Linked DNA regions of Mus musculus: region 2 is linked to region 1. The links are chromatin loops, found by intact Hi-C in ENCODE. Cell type or tissue: heart. All regions are shown on one strand. Links, peaks and the distances in the headings refer to the core of each region. The heading gives the core; the rest is flanking DNA.

The links. A loop is a pair of places that touch in the nucleus more often than their neighbours do. Peaks named below come from ENCODE experiments on the same cell type or tissue, not always from the same donor. Only the 100,000 strongest peaks of a DNase experiment are listed, where the experiment ranks them.
Region 2: a loop joins it to region 1, with 5 times the contacts of the local background. A loop is called at or near these places in 5 of 42 quality-filtered maps.

What each region holds. Positions count from the first base shown.
Region 1 is chr5:69,842,651-69,848,042 of GRCm38, reverse strand. No RefSeq gene overlaps it. Among named protein-coding and RNA genes, the nearest start is that of Gm26044, 93 kb to the right of the region's middle. In heart, for the core only: a CTCF peak has its summit at 3,021; no DNase peak of the experiment used is centred there.
Region 2 is chr5:69,615,030-69,620,421 of GRCm38, reverse strand. No RefSeq gene overlaps it. Among named protein-coding and RNA genes, the nearest start is that of Gnpda2, 25 kb to the right of the region's middle. In heart, for the core only: no CTCF peak of the experiment used is centred there; no DNase peak of the experiment used is centred there.

The sequences.
Region 1 (5,392 bases), core at 125-5,124:
CATTTGGTGGAAGGCACAGGTGGATTTAAGACTGAATCTTGGGTTTATGGCCAAGTATGATTATAGGATGGATTAGTGGTTACTAGAAACAAAAATAAAAAAGTTCACGAATAATGTTGTTACACAAGTAATAAATTAATCAATCATATCTTATCAACTCCAAATGGAGTTCTCCCAAAAAAGCTTGGGTAGCATAAATTTTACAGCAGAATTTATGTTGAAAAATGTGTGTGAGATGATGTCTGTAGAAGGGTATGTGAATATGAATAAAAGTTCCAAGAAGACTCAATAAGTATCAGAAATCCTAGCATGAGGCTTCCAAATTCTTTCTGTGGGCCTATCATATTTTGATTTGATTGCAGTTGTATCTTCTAGATGTGCCCATACTTCGAATTTATAGATCTCTATCTCCTACATTATGGAAACTTTAAAGTAGTAAAATCTATCTTTCTTGTTTAATATCTTCTATTTTACTTCATTAAAAATTTGACAATCCATGCATCTAAGTGGATTCATTCCCTGCATCTACCAGGAGATGACATTTTCATCTGTCCCAAAGAAGAAAGAATGCAAAATTGATACATTATAGAACACATCTTTAGACACCTTTTACTCAGATCTAGTATAGGTACCATAGTAGCACCAAACAAGTATTAACTAACTCTACAAATATGGTTAAAATCATGGAGAGATTGGAGAATACAAGAAATCTATCTCAATATAATAAAATCAGTTTATAGCAAGCCCAAATTCAGTCAACTTAATGTAGAGAAACTCAATGCAATTCCACTAAAATCAGGAACATGGCTCTCACCACACCTATTCTATATAGTACTAGAAGTCTCAACTAGAACAGCAAGAAAACTGGAGATGAAATAGATACAAATTAGAGAGAAAGAATTAAGAGTGTATTTATTTGCAGATATGATAGTATACATGTGACCCTAAAACATCCACTGGGAAACTCCTACAGCTAATAAAGACTTTTAGTAAAGTAGCTGGATAGAAATAAACTCAAAAAATCAGTACCCATCCTATATAAAAGTGACAAATGGACCAAGAAGCAGGGGATAAAAAAACAAACAAACAAAAACAAACAAACAAAAATATATGGAAACTGCAACTTTCACAGTAGCTTCAAATAATATGTTTTAAAAATCTTTTTGTAACTCTAACCACGAAAATGAAAGCCTTGTATGGCAATAACTTCAAGTCTTTAAAGAAAAAAATCAAAAAAGTTATCAGAAGATGGAAAGATTTCCAGGCTAATGGATTGGTAGAATTTTCATAATAGATATGTCTATCCTACCAAAATGAAATCTACTGATACAATGCACACCCACCAAACAAACAAAACCCAAGAATGCTACAACAATGCTGAGCAATAAAAGAATTGCTTGAGATGTCATCATACCTGATTTAAAGTTGTACTATATGTTTACAACAATAAAAACCATGTTCTATTGGTATAAAAACAGACGTCCTGATTTATGGAGTAAAACTAATAATACAGACCTAAGTCCACCTACCTATACTCACATTTTTTTTTCAGAAAGTAGCCAGAAAAACATAGTAGAAAAAGATAACTTTAACAAGCAGTGATAGTCAAACAGGATGTCTTAGTGTAGAAGAAAACAAATACATAAACCAAGATGAAATCAGATACAATGAATCCAATAGAAGAGAAAGTTGGGAATAGCTTTGAACTCCTTGGCACATGAGATAACTTTCTGAACAGAACACCAATAGTATAGACACTAAAATAAGCACTCCTTGAGACATCATGAAGCTGAAAAGCTTTGGTATAACAAAAGAAGACACCATTATTTAGACAAAGCAGCAGCCTACAGAATGAAAGAAGATTTTTACTATTTACCTATCCAATAGTGGGATAATATCAAAAATATATAAATAACTAAAAAATAGATATCAAGAAAACCACTCCATTAATATAGGGACAGATATAGAGAATTCTCAAAAGAGAAAATACAAATGGCTGGCAAAAACTTAAATAAATATTTAATGTCTTTAGCCATTTGGGAAATGCAAATCAAAATCATTTGAGACCTCATCTTATACCTGTGAGGATGACCAAGATCAACAATACACATGACAACCTGTGTTGGTAAGGGTGTAGAACAAGAACACTTAGCCATTGCTGGTGAGAGTGTGAACTTGTACAGGCACTAAGGAAATCAATCACTTTGGTGGTTCCTCAGAACGATGGCCTTCCATTTCCATCAATATTAGCTGTACTACCCTTAGGCATATACCCTAAAGATATTTCATCCTACCACAAAGACATTTGTTCAGCAACATTTGTTGCTGCTCTATTCACAATAGTCAGGAATTGGAAATCACCTAGATGTACTTCAACAGAGTAATGAATAAAGAAAATGCACATTTAACACAGTACTACTTAGCCATTAAAACATGGCATCATGAAATTTTCAGGGAAATTGGTGAAGCTAGAAAAAAATTATCCAGTGTGGTAACCCAAACTCAGACAGATAAATATGACATATATTTACTTGTATGTGCGTATTAGATGTTAAGCAAATGGGAGCCAAGCTATAATCTGTAGAACCACAGATACTAGGTATAGTGTAAGGAACTGAGGGGTATAGATAGAGCTCATTAGGAAAGGGGAGTAGAATAGATACCTATAGGTTAAGGTTAGTGGAAGAGACTGGAATGTCAGAAAAGGGATCAACATGGAAAGGGAAGAAGAGAGGAGAGGAGGATGTGGGAGGAATACAGAGAGAGATAGCTAAAATCAAAGAACATTTAAGTGGTGGTATGAAAACAAAATACAAGAGAAACTTCCTAAAATACATACATATACGAAGGCAATATAAATAAAATCACCAAATAATGCAAAATACCAAGCCCAACAAGCCATCTTTGTCACCAAATAAAGCTTGCAATACTGAGATTATTGTATATCTAATTAAACTGTAGGCCCAAAGGATGCCATGGTAATTCCAGAAAGACCCAGGCTGTTGTTAATACTCTCCACAAAGGGGCAGCATGGCCCCACTGCTGAGGATGCCTACATTACTCATCAAACATGGAGAAGTCAAGCTGGGGCATACATAGAGCCTTCACACCTATGTTCTAGTTTCTATGCTACAAGAAGTTACTTGTCATGCTACAAAAAGAAAAACATAAGCATCAAGCCACCTAAAAACCCTTTAATCTATAATTGTGTCCTTCCTGCAAGATCATGCTCCAGCAATTGGGAGTGACCAACCAATATCTTATTTGACTGAAAGCCCACCCCCTTGTGATGGAACCCACCCCTGGCACTCCCTGGGTGACCTAGAACCTTAGATTCCATAGTCAGGGTCCTCCAATAAAACCTAATACTACTTTTTTTTTTTAAATGGCTCCTGATGACATACCGCTATACTCAAAGACCAGTATCTTTTCAGCAACCATCAAAACAGCTTCCTATTGTATCAAATGAAAACAAATAAAGGCATCCACAGCCAGACAACATGCAGAGTATGAGACTCCTTGGAACACACAATAGTAAATGGGATGTCTCCATAAAAAGTCTCCCCAAGGACTCAGGGAACTCCACATAAGAGGAGGCAGGAAGAATGTAAGGATCAGAGGAGCAGGAGAACACCAAGAAGACATGTTCCTCTAAATCACCATAATCAAAGTTTATGGGACCTCACACAGACTGGGGAATCACGCTCAAGGCCGACACAGGACTGTACCGTGTTCTCTGAGTACATGTTATGGCTTCTGTTTCCATTTAAGAATTCCTGAGTGTGAAAATAAGTAGGAATCTCTTTTTTATGCCTTCTCCTGGGATCTTCTCCTTCTGTTAATTTGTTTTACCCAGTTCCAATATTTTATTGTTTATTTTATTTAATTTCATTTATCTTCCCTTAGCTGCCTGTTTATTTTCTAAATGAAGGAAAGAAAGTGAATCCAGATGGGAGGAAGGTGGCCAATACCTGGGAGGAGTAGAGGAAAAAAAACTGTAATCAGGATATATTATATGAAGGGAAAAATCTATTTCCACCAAAAGAAAATAAAAGAAATTCAAAGCTGTGGCAAAATGACACAAAGGAATGAAATACTCTGTGGCCAAGGTGAGGGCATAATTTGATTCTGCCTTTACAGAGCAGTAACTAGATGTGATTATTACAGAAAATTTTGAATAATGCTTCAAATGCTATCTTGAATCTCCTGTCTGTAATGAGATAAATTGAAGTTATTGGGCCTGGGAGATTTGGGGGAGTTGCCAACTCTTGTATTCCAAAGTCAAACTCTATCTCTTTACCCTAAATTCCCTCCAGAAGATTTTTTTCAGAGTACAAGTGGGAACATTGTTTAAAAGCATTATCTTCCAAGGACATCTGAATTCAAATCTGAAAGTACAATCTACTCACATTAACTAATACAGGACTTAAGTATCTTCATTCTAATTTACATAAGCTGTTTCAATACTTATTAGGAAAGTATTTCTTAATACACCTACCAGTTTAAATAATTTAAAGTAGTAATTAGCTATATCAACAGTTTCAAAAAGTGTTTTATATATAGTGCATTGTTAATGTCTGCATGACTAATTCGACATCCATTAGATAGTTCCAATGGAAAACATTTGTGAAAACACTAAACATAAGAAGAGACTGTTGTTATTTCTAAAGTTAAAAGTGGAACACAGAATTTTCATTATGCCTTCTAAGCAAAACCAATGATTAAAAAATGTAGGAAAATTGTGTGATCTTTATATCATGCTGCCTCTAATATGAAATCACTCGGAGATTACCATATACCTCAGTAATGCTACTATTTTAACTGAAAGAACATGCACAACTAACATGACCACATGAATACTCACAGAAATGTTATTCATAATTGTCAGAAGGTGGAAACAGCCCAGATGACCACCAACTGGTAAATGGATCAACAAAACTGTGTATCTTCTGCAAAGTATTATATAGTCCCCATAAAGGATAAGGCATGAATGAATTTTTAAAATGGTAGGTTGAGTGAAGGAAACTAGATACACAAAGCTACATGTTCTATGTCTCCATTTTTTTTAAATGTCTGAAATAAATGAACTCATTGGGACAAAAATACATAAGTGGTTATTAGAAGCAGTGGGGAGCAGGGAGCGGTGAGTGGCTGTTAGTGGTATTGTATTAAGAAATGTTATAGAGTTGGAGAGTGGCAATGGACAGGCAGCATTATAAGTACACTGAAAATGTTGAATTACACTTTTCAGAAATATGAATAGTTTATCTGAATTGTATCACATTTTGAAAAAAAAATATTCAGTTGGAAGAGAAGGTGTTTGATTACTAGTGTCCTAACTGATCTACCTAGAGCAGTGAATCACGGAGTCTGTCTAGCCAGGCTGGGCTGT
Region 2 (5,392 bases), core at 287-5,286, 230 kb after region 1:
GAAACATTGAATTCAAAGGGAGATAAATGGTAGGAGATGTAGCAACATAATCAGATAGAAGAATGACTAGGAAGCAAACCTGGAAAAGCTTTGGGAAGATGCGGATCCCAGCATTTGATAGGAATGTTGGGATGTTTGTCACAGGACATCTGTGCAACTGGTATCATGCTTTCAGCTTACAGGTTAGCTCAGGGCTGCGTACAGAGACCCAGTAGCATAGCCAAGAAATCATTCCCTCAGGGGCTAGAATCAGAAGGAGGAATGCAGGGGCAGTGGGCAGGAAATCACATCTCAGAATGCACACACAAGAACATGCAGTAGGCAGGGATTAGGTGAAAAGTATATAATTTTATTGAGAGTCTCCTAGCAAAAACCACCTCTGGTGGCTTGTGAATTTAGGTGATATGTCCTCCTGTATATCCTTTTTTGCCACATTCGAGAAGATAATTATAGTAATAGCAATTGTCCAGGAAGGATCATGTTCATTCAAAACTGCTTCAAATAATCTTATGATAGGCCCCTGTGTGCAGTTAAATAGTAACAATAGCAAGCTACAGACTAGAAGAATGCCTCCTGGAACTGAGAGCACTAGATAGAAATGACCCTGGGACAGACAATTCACTGCAATAAATATTTACACGCAAGAAATGCAGAGAAAAGATATACTGTGGGATCCACTATGATACTACACTACATTTTTTTCCTCTGTTGGGGGTGAGTACTAGGAGAGGGCAAGATGAGTGGATTGAGGTGCATGGTGGGAAATGCACAAAGAACCAATTAAAATTTAAAAAAAGAAAGAGAAAAAAAATTCACCAACCCCTACCCCCACCCCCCAATGCTTGAGATTGATCATATGATGCAACGGGCTATGAGAAATTAGATCAGGAATTCAAGGCAAACCTGGGAGCAGGACCTGAAACCGAGGCCATGGAGAAGAACCGTTTATTGGCTTTCTCCTCATAGGTTGATCAGCAATTCTGGGGTGGACCCAGAACCACTTTCCTAGAGATGTCACTACCAGAAGTAGGCATTCCCTCAACAATCATCAGTCAAGACAGCTCCCACAGGCTTGCCCCAGTCCAGTCTGGTAGGGATATTTTCTGTCCTTGTTCATGATGTATATAGCTCTCACTCTATTATCAGGTGCATATGGTTTTATGGACCTAATCATATGCATATGATTGAATGCCGTCTTGGTTAATCTTTCCTTTTATCTCCAGGAAATCATACACAAAAACACGGTCCTATTTCTAAGAGGAAGTTGTCTTGAGATGCATTTTGTATTGTTTTAATATATTCACATCAGCTATCAGTTCTTATCAGTTGTATAATGTAGATTTTCTTATCCTTACACTTTAACCTCATGACATCACATTTTTACAATAAGCAAATTATGTATAAACAACACATCATTGAAACTTGGCTTTTTTATTTATTTTTAAACCAGCAGCACAATCTCCACTTTTAAATTGGAATATTAGGTCTATTTTCCTTAAATAGCATAATTAACACTAAGCATGTAATTATTCAGATTTGCTTTAGACGAATAATTGCAAAGGTTAATTCTGATGACATCCTTCTTATAGGTAGTGTTTGTACCTTATGAAAAATTATAGCTTTGCCAATACAGGACTCTGTCAACCTCCTTTTGCTTGTTTTGCTACTACAAACCTATAATTTAAGGGTTTTATATCTATGTATGTCATAGTCTTCACAACCCACATATATAATCCATACATCCTTTATGATTTTAGGTTCCTCAGTTTTACCTGCAGTTGACTGAGCTCTAATAATCGTAAGGTTAAAATGTGAAAATGTGTCTATTGATTGAGGTTTTGAATCAACTTCATGTAAATTGATGGGATTGTTCACAAGGATCTGGGGAAACATGGTATTTCCAAATGGCTCTAGCTTGTGTCAAATTGATGAAAATCTACCCAGCAAAATAGGTTTTTTCCTAGATTCTTCATATGTTCACCATCATTTAATTTAAATCCTTCACAATAGACACACACACACACACGTACACACACACCAATTTAAAATTCAGTCTTTGATACTAACATTCGAGTCGTCTTAAGCATGTTTTTTCCTGTTACCTACTTTTGCTTTTATCTGTGAGTCCAGTTTTCCTTTATTCATTTCACAACGATAGTACTTTGTTAACATTCACACACTGTCAATCATGTACAATTATGGGCCATAGCATCCTTTTGCAGGTTAGTGTTTTCCTGGGGGGATTTAAGCAAATGCCCATTCATTCCAGACAGCACACTGGTTAGAAACTTAACCAACACCTCTACCCAGGTCTAGCTTAGTGAACCGGTGAATTTACTTGAGCCGTTTTCTACACTGTTGTTGGAAGTTTCCTTTCAGAAGTATGGGTCACTCAAAGGTAACTGCCTCAGCAAGAGCCCACTCCAACATTGGTGGTAAACAATGAAGTCTGCATCCGCTAGTTCTCTGTACATCTCTGAAGCTGTTCTCAGTCTGACTCATCTCAGCCGCTGTACACTCACTGCATCTTTCAAGACCTTGAGGAGGAGCCTTAAGAGTCTTGTACCTTCCAAGCTTCCTGACATTAACAAGTTTCAGTAACCTTCCAAGACCTGTGCATCTCCTTCTAGGAAAGAATGGTTAAATTGTCTTGAACTTGTGTGGTTTTCATTCTATAATTTTCTAGACAGGGACTTACTTTGGCCTTCATCTTAGGATGAACGTTTAGTCCTGAGGATACTACCATTATTTCCATGTCATAGTCCTTCTGAGCTTTCAATTAAGTATCCCCATTAGAAAGATTTAAATGTCAATTCTGACAACATTATGGTGTGCAGGAAATCTTCGCAGCTTAGCACTTTAGAGTGCAAACTGATTTGCTCCTATGTGCTCATTAGACATTCGCCTATGCATGCATAGTTTGATTTATTCATGAATGTGAGAGAAATTTTATGGAGTTTTGGGGCTTGCCTATTTTTAAAGAGACAGTCTTCTTAATTTCTAGTTGTCTGGGAGTGTTGGACATTGAATTTAAAGTTTTAAATTATTACAACTATGAGTTTCTGCTTTAGTTTTATTCCTTGCATAATACAACTTAATTTTAAAATGATAGATATGAGAGTTAATATCAGATTCATCTAAATAACTTTTATTGCAAGGTGCCAAAATAATACTGAACATGTAAAAGTAAAAGAAGTCATCTAAGAATGATTCTTATTTAGTCCAAAGATGACTTATTTCAAAGAGCAGACTACAGAATTGAAAAGAAAACAGAATATCTAAAACAATCCTGAATAATGAAATAACTGCTGGAGTTATTGCCATCCCATATTTCAAGTAGTATTACAGAGCTTTCATAATAAACAGCATGTTGCTGACACTAAAACAGATATATTGATCAATAGAATCAAATTGAAAATGCTGACATAATTCCACCATCTAAACACAACAGGTTTTTTGTTTGGTTGGTTGGGTTTTGTTGTTGTTGTTGTTTGTTTGTTTTGACAAAGAAGTCAAAATTATGTACTGGAGAAAAGACATCATATTCAAGCAATATTTCTGGTCAAACTAGTTAGGAGTGTGTAGAATAATTAAAACAGGCCCTTGTCTATCTATTGGCACAATCCTCAATTCTGAATGCATCAAAGAACTCAGCATAAGACCAGATACTCTGAATCTAATAGAAGAGAAAGTAGAGGAATAGGCTTGAATTTATAGGCACAGGGAAGCATAGGCCTTAAGATAAACAGTTAAAAACTGGAATTTCATGAAACTCAAACGCTTAAATGGCAAAGGACATTGTCATTTGGACAAAGCTGCTCCCTAATAAATTGAAAAGGATCTTTACCAATTACACATCTGATATAGGGTTAGTATATAGAATATATAAAGAATTTAAAATACTACTAAATATCAAGAAAACAAACAACTTAATTAAAAATTAGGTACATAGAGTCCATAAAGATAAAACACAAATGGCTGAGAAAAAGTTTTTAAAATGTTCAACTTCTTACTCATCTGGGAAGTAAAAATAAAAATTACTTTGGGATTTCAAATTACCAAAGTCAGAGTGGCAATTTCAATAAAACAAATGACAAAACATACTGGCAAGAATGTGGACTATAGAGGAACTTTAATCTAGAAGCATGGCTACTCTGGCAAGTGATCATATCCAAAGGCTTAGGTCTGTGTGCTCCAGCTGGAATACAAACACTGAGTACATAATTTTCATCACTCTGGCTAGAATACAGACAGACCCTTTACCAAACAAGGTAAAGTTAGTTCATAGAAATAGCCATCTATGTTTGAAAGTGACATCTAATTGAGGAGTAGACAATGTGACAAATCAGAGAAAGTTTTGACAGAATGAGTCAGAAATAAGATAGGCCGATGTCTCATGAAAACAGACAGAAAAGTAAAGCAACTTAAGAGAGCAGGAAAGAGACAGAGAGAGAGAGAGAGAGAGAGAGAGAGAGAGAGAGAGAGAGAAAGAGAGAGAGAGAGAGAAGAAGAAGAAGAAGAAGAAGAAGAAGAAGAAGAAGAAGAAGAAGAAGAAGAAGAAGAAGAAGCAGCAGGAGGAGGAGGAGGAAGACAGAGACAGAGACAGAAATAGAGATAGAGAAGAAAGAAGAGAGGAGGCAGTTTTACAGGGACAATTTAACAGAGACACAGCTGAAGACAGAAGGAGCTAGAGAATAAGAAGGAGCCAGAAGGTTAGAAGAAATGGCCAGCATTTGGAGGCTGATTATGGGATAGATCCCTGGATATGGCAGTCTCTAGATGGCCCATCCTTTTGTCTCTGCTCCAAACTTTGTCTCTGTAACTCCTTCCATGGGTGTTTTGTTCCCAATTCTAAGAAGGGGCAAAGTGTCCACACTTTGGTCTTCATTCTTCTTGAGTTTCATAAATTGTATCTTATATCTTGGGTATTCTAAGTTTCTGGGTTAATATTCACTTATCAGTGAGTACATATCATTTGAGTTCTTTTGTGATTGGGTTACCTCACTCAGGATGATGCCATCCAGGTCCAACCATTTGCCTAGGAATTTCATAAATTCATTCTTTTTAATAGCTGAGTAGTTAGTACTCCATTGTGTATATGTACCACATTTTTTGTATCCCATAATCAGCCTCCAAACGCTGACACCATTGCATACACTTGCAAGATTTTGCTGAAAGGACCCAGATATAGCTGTCTCTTGTGAGACTATGCCAGGGCCTAGCAAACACAGAAGTTGATGCTCACAGTCAGCTATTGGATGGATCACAGGGCCCCCAATGGAGGAGCTAGAGAAAGCACCCAAGGAGCTAAAGGGATCTGCAACCCTATAGGTGGAACAACAATATGAACTATGAACTAACCAGAACCCTGGAGCTCTTGTCTCTAGCTGCA